2 separate regions of the Homo sapiens genome follow, and region 1 is linked to region 2. The links are chromatin contacts, found by Hi-C or POLR2A ChIA-PET in ENCODE. All regions are on one chromosome and are shown on one strand. Each heading gives the region's core, a stretch centred on a gene start or an enhancer-like site at or near the end of the contact. The rest is flanking DNA. Distances are from core to core; before and after follow the strand shown.

Region 1 (4,641 bases), core at 2,135-4,634, 64 kb before region 2:
TTCAACAATACCATCTGTCTGTGTGTGTATGTGTGTTTGTGTGTATGTGTGTGTGTGTCATTTAAAGCCTTGGCAGTTTGAATGTACGATTTGTCTATCTCTGTTGTAATTACTTGAGGCTTATCTTAGGCCCAGTTGATACCAGATTACAGGGTTTTTTTGTAAAACTTTCTCTTATTCCAGAGAGCTAAGGACTGGGGGGTTTATTCCAACTCGGTCACACCAGGATGGATTGAGGAGTGCAGCCAGATGTACCCAAGGAACCACCCAGTGAGCCAGCTGGAGCTGTGTGCATGTGTGTGCAAGTGTGAGAGCCATGTGCAGTTACTGCTGATGGCATTAGAGGGGACAGGTGTTTCATTAAGTTGGAGAGATTTGGAACATGTTGGCATTCCAAAGTGAGCCAGCAAAAGGATCCCACAGCCAAGAAGTGTGTTCCTCGGTAGTGCTGCCATCCAGGGATGGTCTGTTTCACCACTTGGACACCACCATCCTGAATAATGAGGTTATTTGAAGTATTAGAAAGACCGAAACAACTTACTCCCATACCACCTATGGGAATATTCTCTTGGGCCATCATGGGAATAGGCTGGGAGTCTGGGTCCCTAGGTTCAACGTCTTTTAATTTTGTGATCTTTGGCAGTTACTTTGCCCTCTCTCTGTGTGTTAATTTCCCACCTTTGAACTGAAGACCAGAAAATGTGCTTGGCACAGGATGTGCTTAGGACATGCACTGGGACATGATGCCCAGCTGAGAGGTGGGATCTTCAAAGAAGTTTTTGGTGAGTACCATTGGTGAGCAGACCAGTTTTCAGAGCCTAGGATGGGACGATCAAGTTGTATGAAGCAGTATAGTAACAAGGCCAAGGTCTTTCACGGGTCCCCTGCAGGGGGACAGCAAATACCTCTGGCCCACGGTCTCAGGCGGAACCCTGAGCTCTTGCCTAATGGGTCACCTTGGCTGTGAGGGACTGTGACGGACTCAGCTCTGGAAAAATAATGCAAACTCACCCCCCAATATAGGTCAATTACCCTCGCACCTCTTTTGGCCCCAAGACCAGCCACTCTGCAGAGCTGTGGAGATGACCCCAGAGAGGTGGGCTAGGAGCTCCTCATCTTATTTTGTGACTTGATGAATTGGGAGACAGGCAGCCTCAGGGGCTGTGGACTCTCAGTCCCCATCCCACCAGTGACTTCTCAGTCCCTCTGAGGCTTTTCCATGTGTGGAGCAAGTAGTGTGCAGTTTACCTGACCGGGCTGCTTAGGGAGTCGCTAATGATCATGGAGGGCAGCTAAGGCATAGCAGCCATGGGAGCTTCTCTAAGAGGTTAGAAAACATTCTAGTCAGGCAGCTTCCCCCAGCAGGAGTCTCCTCTAATCACCCAGAAAGCCCAAGAGCCTGTGAACAGGCAATTGCAACTATGGTCCTTCATTATTTAAGCTTCTTGATAGATGGCTCTGCAAATCTGCTAAAAGAACACAGGGGGAGAACTTAGAAAGTGATTAAAAAGTTAAAAAAGGAGGAAAATGGAGAGAGAAGAGAAAAAGAAAAGATGGAAGTGGAGAGACTGCCCCCGAGGGAGGGGGTTACACATAAAGAGAATTGCTGTGGGGGTGCTGTTCACATCCCACTGCCACCAGGGGAACTTCATCCACCCACCTCCATCCTTGCATCTTGGGAGGGCTGGACCCAATGGGGCTCAGCGTGAAGGGGGTTTCCCCACAGCAGCTCCAGCCAACACTGACTGCAGGCTTACCAAGTGTGGATGCTGCTCTGCGTGATTTACATCTGCTAACTCTTTCAACCCTCAGAACAGCCCTACAAAGTAGATATGCTTATCGTTGCTAAGGACGCTCAAGGAAACTGAGGTCCGGACAGGATAAAGAGCTAACCCAAGGCCACATGTCTCAGGCTCTGGAGGCAGGATTTGAATGCAGGGCCTGACTCCTGGCTCCAGAGCCCATACGGGTCCTCATCATGCCCTGTTGGGCTCAGGCTGAGCTGAGTGTGGTCAGCCACAACTCCTGCCCGAGACCTACAGCCTCCAAAAAATGTCAGACATTGTCCCTCCTGCATATTTCCCCCTTTCACACTGGCCCTCTCTCTTGGATCCTTCTTGCTCTAAGATCTTTCAGAGCCAAGCAATGATAGATGACCCCTTTCTGCCTAGCTGGCTGATGGCTTCCAGCTTCTTCGTCTCTGAGGGGAGAAGCTGAGCTGAGGGGCTTCAGCTTGCTGGCCTCTTGATGTTTCCCAAGTTGAGACCAGGCCCCTGACCTGCGTGGGTACCTGGCACAGTGGCTTGTGTTGCCCATGTGCTTTTGAATCCCTTCGAAGGGAATGTTCTCTGGCTCTAAGCAGGTGTCTCTGTTTCCCTAGCCTCCTCTTTTTCTAAAAATGCGTTTTGAAAAACACAGATGGGTCTCTGTGGGCTCTTCCAGTCCCTCTCTCCTCCAGCTCTGCAGGAAAAGTGGTCTCCTCTGGGTCTTTCTGCTTTCTTTCCTTCCCACCAAACCTGCTTCCTGTCTCCCCTTCCAAGTTTGTGATAACACATTGCTCACTTGAACTCATCTGGCCCGAACTGACATTCCCAGGCCCCATGATCCTGGGATGACAGCACATGGGAGAGGACGAAGGGCTTTTTCCAAGAAACAGAAAATTCCTTGTACTTAGGTGTGGTAGCCACATGCCCAGAGAGATTTTGGATGGTGTTACTGTTGGACTACATTTTCCCACTAGGAATAAAACATGGTCGTTATTTGGATGGGTCCTTAGGTGACTTCACTCCAATCCAAGGACCAAGGTAAGGTCCCCTTTCCCTGGATTCTTATAAGCCCCAGGAACAAAGATTGTAAAACTTTTTAGAGTTTAGAGACAGAACCTTTTCTTTGTATAAAATCTTATGTGGAAGCCAAACATTAAACTGGTAAAAATCATTTCAGGTTGAGGGTGTATGTTGGTGGGTACGAAGTGGTTTCAGAGCTTCCCTCTCAGTTTTCCCAGTGTTCCCCAAAGACTCCTAGGACACCTCGGGGGAGCTCAGGGGACCCAATGCAGCACAACTAGAGGCCCCAGCCTCCACACTGCCTGGTGGGGGGGTCTAGACTGAATCGTGAAATCACCCTATCTATGGGCTGTGTGTCCAGTTGTTGGGGTGAGGTCTGGGGAGTGGGGGATGCAAGTGGTGGAGGGAATGAAAGGAGGGAGGGAAACTTCCAGTGCCTCATCATTCACCCTCCCCATAGATGGCACCTGGGCTCCCCGGGGCTGGGTCAGGCTCTGAGTGACAGCCATTGAAGAGAAGCCAGCCTCCAGGAAATTTCTCCAGCATGACTGGGCATCCTCTCTCCTAGCCAAATATATCAGAGCTTTGAGGAAAATGGGCTTCTGGCCAGGCCACACTCGTCCTTAGGAAGAGCTGTTTCCATCTGAGGAATCTTTTTGTAGACAGGTGCTGGTCCTTGAAGGGTAGGTCCGCTGAGCTTGCGCCATAGAATGCCTACACCACTGGCATCCTTTAGTCCTGCTGAGGGGAGGGACTAACTCCTGGTAATTTTCGTTTTGTTGATCAATAAAGGTTGTTGTATTGGCAAGTGCCACCTGCATCACTACTACAGATTCTTAGGGACCTACCCTCACATGTGAATCTCGGGTTACATTTTGCAAAGCCCTTTCACATATTTTGCAAAGCATTTTGACACATTTTTCACATATTCCACATATTTTGCAAAGCCCTTTCACTGTATTTCGATGCACACCCACCTGAGATGCAGGTGCTGAGAGTCTTACTTTACAGATAAGGAATCAGGTTAAAGAGGTTCCCTGACTCAGGCAAGGTCACAAAACTGGTTAGTGCCAGAGTGGAGACCCAGCAATCAACTCTTCTCATTCCAAGCCGGACGGCATCTCGCCATGCCACAGGGGCCTTCTGGTGGTATAGCTGGTGACTGAGGACAGAAGAGAAGTAAGACAATGGCAGACTCTTAATTTCTAGCAGGTTCTCTGCAGCTCCCTCCTGAATCTCCCCTAATATTCCCACTTACCTCCTCACCCTTCCCTGGTGAGACAGAGCAGGACTCTTCCAGAGCAGATTTCCATTGTTATTTTTCGCATCTCAGCACCACGTGTATTGCTATTTTTATCCTGTACTAGAAACTATTAAGTGGGGAGAAATGTTAATTGGTATTATTACAGCAAACTGTGTCCTAGTAACATTGCAATTCAGAGGTAAGCTCTCCACTCCCCTCCCCTGCCTTTTAGGCAAACATAGGAATTTTATTCATTTTGCTGACAGCCAGCCCTGGTTTCCTAGGCTGGTGTGGGGAGAAGTACTTGGGACCCTGAGATGTATTGGACAGGCTCCTGGGCCTCTGCTCTGTGGCTAGTTTATGAAGGAAGGAAGTTGGGGTGGGTGGAATAGCGATGAATTTAGTTCTGTTTTATCCACTGATGCTGGACTGGAAGGAATAAGATGTCTGCTCAGGAAGCCCTTGTGAGGGGTGGCTTGCAGCATCTTTGTGAAAGAATCAGGGGCATGTGGATTCATAGTCCAGCTGAAAGTAAGAGACAGTGGCCCTCATGGTGTGTCCCCGTAAGCCAGAGGGAAGAATGAGCAGATTAAAAAATAATAGCAGTGAAGT
Region 2 (4,329 bases), core at 1,567-4,066:
ACAGCAAGCAAACGCGATCAGTAAGAAGTGAGAGGGAGATGATTTATGTTTTGTGCCTGAGGATCCACGGAAGACTTTCAGGTGTCATCAGGGTTACCCCGTGATCTTTAGCAGCAATTAGGGCCCCCTCCCGTTACCTGCCTGCCTGGTTTTAGGCTCACGCTGCCAGCTCCTCCCCTGAGTAGGGGAAATCTTAAAAGCCTCTCTCCCTTGCCTGACTTCTCTTTTTCAACTTTCACATTTGGATGAAAATGGGACACTGGCATTCTTTAGAGAGAACATGATTGAGTGCTGGCTCCTGAGGGGGCAGTGCATTGCCAGCATCCATGCCCTTCCCTGCTGCTTTTGTGGACCAGGCATAGCAGGCGTCAGGGCCTCTGAGTCTGGGGCCGGGACCTGGGCTCTGTGTAGTGGGAGAGATCATCTTCTCTCATCTTCCTGCTCCAAGCACTGCCTCCTGGGATGTTGGCATGGAAGTGGCTGCCCAGCCTGCCCTCTCTGGCTCTGAACCACACAGAGAGCCAAGGCAATGCAGCTGGCCAAGAAGAGATGCTTGAGGTTAGCTGTGGGGGAAGAGAGATCCAGTTATTACGCATTTGCATGGTGGCGGTGCGTCAGCTGAGTGTTTTGTGTTTTGTTAATGAGCTCTTCAACACTAGCTCTCTGGATTGGGGGTCAATGGGTGGGCGTGCTCAGCACAAGAAATGAAACAACTGGGTCAAGGACACGCAGTTTCTGTCCATGCTGGAGGTGGCGTTCCCAGCCAGACCTGTCTCATGCAAAGTGATGGTGCTGTGGTAATAATGTAGGAGGTGTTTCTCCTGATCCTCGGATGCCTCCTTGTTAAACCTGATTGATCCGATGGACTGAGCGGCTCGGGAGCAGCCTGTCCTTTGCTCTGCATACCCTGTGATGGCAGTGGCCAGTGCTACAAGGTGAGAAAGCAGGCTTTGAGAGGGGAGCTGTGTTTTTGGCAGGGGGTATTTCCTGCAATAAGATGATTAGCCAGCTGCCCCTCCCATAGTGGCAGCCTGCAGCAGCACACTGCCCCTCTCCCCTGTGTGTATGTTGGACTAATTAATAACAGGAAAAGGCAAAGAGATGTTCTCCAAGGCATTTAGAACTTGGACTTGAGTATCTTAAAGCTCTTTCTCCACCTTTACAATGGAGCCCCTGTGCCTCGCTAGGGTGGCTTCCTCATGTTAGGTGAGTGCCCCAAGTTACTTTTTATAGCTTTCTGTCTCCCCGCCTACCGTCAGGGTGTCTGGCACCTGTCACTTCTCACTGTTGTCACTGATCCTGTCTGATGCAGCTCTCCTGCTGCCACTTAATTTGTTCTTTTTAATTTGCTACGGGCTTGGAAACAGATACTCAAGCTTATTAGACTTGTGTATAAAATAAGAATAAAGAGGTGTTGCATGATTACTCTAGGGACCTGCTGAGTCAAGTGCATTCGCTTTGGTATGTAGGCTTGAGATTTCCATTTTACCCTTTCCCGGGTCATTTCTGGTATTTTCTAGCACCTGGCTGGGCTCTCGACTGGGGAATCTAAGGCCAGCTGAAGTGCAGTCAGGCAAAGTGACATGAACCATGACAAGGACTGCTTACTTTTATACCCATCGATACTATATTCTGAAGCCTCTCCAGCCTCCCCCTCTTTTGCTTATCTGAGAGATGCCAAGTGCCTTCTGGGGAATTGGCTTTTTGCTGAAAATTGCTCTTGGCAATTTGCAGGGACTTAGAGCTGGTTCAGGTGTTTGAAAGATCCACTCGTCTAAGCACAGGGATAGAGCCAGTTTATTATGAAAAGTTTTATCCATCTTCACTCCTCAGCTGTCCCCAAGTTCAGTTCTTCCCCTCCTCCCCAGTATGGCCACACAATCTCTGAGCCCTTCTTTATTGGCTTAGAGGGCCCTTTCCCGTCCTCTGAATTCTCCACTTATGCCCCGTCCTGATTAAGTTCCACTTCACCATGAAGTCTTCCCTCATCCTACCGGACTTCCTCTAACCTTATGCGTCTGTTCAGCAGTTCACTGATTTGCTCCACAAGTATTCATGAAGCTTTTGGTACTGTATCACATGCTGATTGTTTCTGGATTTCATGTGTGTGTCTCACCTTCCCAACCTTCATGAGCAAAGGTTCTCAGCCTGGGCTTCACATTAGAACCACCTAGGGAGCTTTTAAAACTCTGATGCTCAGGCTGCAACCTAGTCCCATTAAATCAGACACTGGAAGCGCATTTTTTTAACTTTGCCTTTTGAGATAATCGTGAATTTGCATGCAATTGCAATAAATTGTACAGAGGGGTTCCTGTACCCTTCACTCAGTTCTCCCCTCCACGTGGCATCATTTTGCATAACTATAGTACAATATCACAAATGGAAAATTGACTGGTACAACCCACCAAGCTTATCCATTCAGATTTCACCAGTTTTTTGCATTGGCGAGTGTGTATTTAGTCTTGTGCAATTTTATCACATGTGTAGATATGTGCCAGCCAAAGGTCTCTCCCTTTTTCACAGGCCCTAGAGACCTGATCTGAGATCGTGCATGTCAGGTCGCTGGAGTCCTCTTCTGGCCTGCTTGCACAGATAGCTATTTGCAGGGCTCGGGAATGAAATTGAAAATAGACCAAACAATGTGACAGTTTTCTCCTGCTATTTTTTCTTCCACGAACAGAATGTTCAGCATTATTTTTTTCTCTTTGTGCAATATTGCAAGTGAGAAATAATCTGATTGGAATGCTGGCTTATGCTGTTTATGAGCCTGCAGTCTCCCACAAGCTGTGCGCAGGGAGCTTTCCCGAGGAGGACATCTAGGGACTTGCAAGATGAAAGGTTTGGGGAGTAGCTGTGGCCACACCCAAAACGCTGGTGAGGCTAGGAAGTAAATGCGTGGTATGCATACGGATGGTACCCCTGGAGGCTTCTCTTTCCTGGGAGTGTTCTCATGTGTTTTGCCTGAAAACTATCAAGGAGTGGCCTGGCCCATTCACACAGGGCCTGGGAAAGAAGGGTGAGCGTGTCTGAGGCTGGGGTACATTATGTCACAGATTTTGTCTGCTGAATAGCTGGGAGGAGAGACGAGCACCTTGAACTACCTGCTTGATTTTGTCAAACATATGGAATTTGAGGCCTAAGATGGACTGGCTGTAGAGAACACAAGAGTCTGGGTGACAGGTAGGAGACAGGACAAAAGGATACTCTTCTGCATCCTCCTAGGGACTCCTTCCTAATCTCAACAGAGAGGACAGGAAAATATAATTGTCAGTGTCACATGGGAACTTAGAGAAAGTGGAGTCCTTTACTTCCTGGGAGACCTTAATCTGAGGATGTTAATTCCTTTTTTTAAGAAACACGTATGGATCATTCACTCTGTGCCTGGTATGAAGCTTGGTTCTGGGGCACAAAGGTAACAAATACACAGACAGACTAGGTAGGCATTTGTCTGTTTAGATGTGGATGAATTTTATTTTATTTTTTCTCCGGGGGTAGGAGGTGGACTGGCGTGGGGTAAGGGAGGAAGTTGATTATTTTGATTTATTCCAACTTACAAATGCCCAGAAGATGTAGGTATGGGACCATCTGATCACAAAGGTCACATTCCTCCCCTTTCATGCCCATGAAAGTATTCTAGATCTCGATTGGATTGTTAGTTACACAGGTGAAGGCATTTGTCAAAAACTCATCAAAGTGTGCACTGAAGATCTGCACATTTCATTGCGTGTACATCTTACCTTAAAAAAATCACACTCCAAACAGAAATGGAAAAGAAGCAGTGAAGCCCCAGTTAAGAGCAGTCTACTTTCATCAGGAATAAAACCTGATTTTGAAATTTCATCCTAACAACATTTTCAGATGCCAGAACCCACTACATTGAATATACCTGTGGCCCTGCAGCTCTGCCCTCCAAAGCACAGATGTGTGACCTTCAGCAAACTCACTGTAGCCCTGCCCAGGTGTGCCTGCTTCTGCTTCTGGAACACTCTTCCCAGACTGCACTAGGACCAGTGTGGTCCCGCCTCCCCCATGAAGCCTCTCTTGATTTCTCCAGTCAGCCGAAGTGATCTTTCCTTTTTTTGTTTCACCTGCATTGACTGCCTTAATATAACGTGACTCTTATTATTCAGAGTCTTTCATTCACATTTACTAAATAAGCCAGCACATATAAAGAGCGTGGAACAGTGCTTGGCACAAAATAAATGCTGAAGAAGTGATCATGACTATTTTTGTTGTTGCTATGTTTTATGCTTATGATCAGTCCCTCTAAGGCCTGTGTCTTTGACTGACATACAAGCTGATATGTCTTGCAGGGACTGGGTTGTGTCC

What was found. A loop is a pair of places that touch in the nucleus more often than their neighbours do. ChIA-PET counts read pairs that join two places held with the same protein, here RNA polymerase II (POLR2A). Pooled maps may share reads with other maps.
Region 1: a loop to region 2 is called in a map of posterior vena cava, with 3 times the contacts of the local background. The contact joins two enhancer-like sites. A Hi-C loop is called at or near these places in 10 of 168 maps with a recorded cell type or tissue (CD8-positive, alpha-beta T cell, ascending aorta, cardiac septum and 6 more) and 11 of 50 pooled maps. POLR2A ChIA-PET finds 5 or more read pairs at or near these places in 1 of 52 experiments (PC-3).

What each region holds. Positions count from the first base shown.
Region 1 is chr7:132,463,644-132,468,284 of GRCh38, reverse strand. The region is part of intron 3 of PLXNA4 (plexin A4); the gene reads left to right. Among named protein-coding and RNA genes, the nearest start is that of PLXNA4, 110 kb to the left of the region's middle. Within about 2 kb of position 3,384, at least 4 of the 41 ENCODE cell types and tissues checked have a DNase peak (open chromatin) inside an H3K27ac peak, as active enhancers do.
Region 2 is chr7:132,399,241-132,403,569 of GRCh38, reverse strand. The region is part of intron 3 of PLXNA4 (plexin A4); the gene reads left to right. Among named protein-coding and RNA genes, the nearest start is that of PLXNA4-AS1, 49 kb to the right of the region's middle. Within about 2 kb of position 2,816, at least 3 of the 41 ENCODE cell types and tissues checked have a DNase peak (open chromatin) inside an H3K27ac peak, as active enhancers do.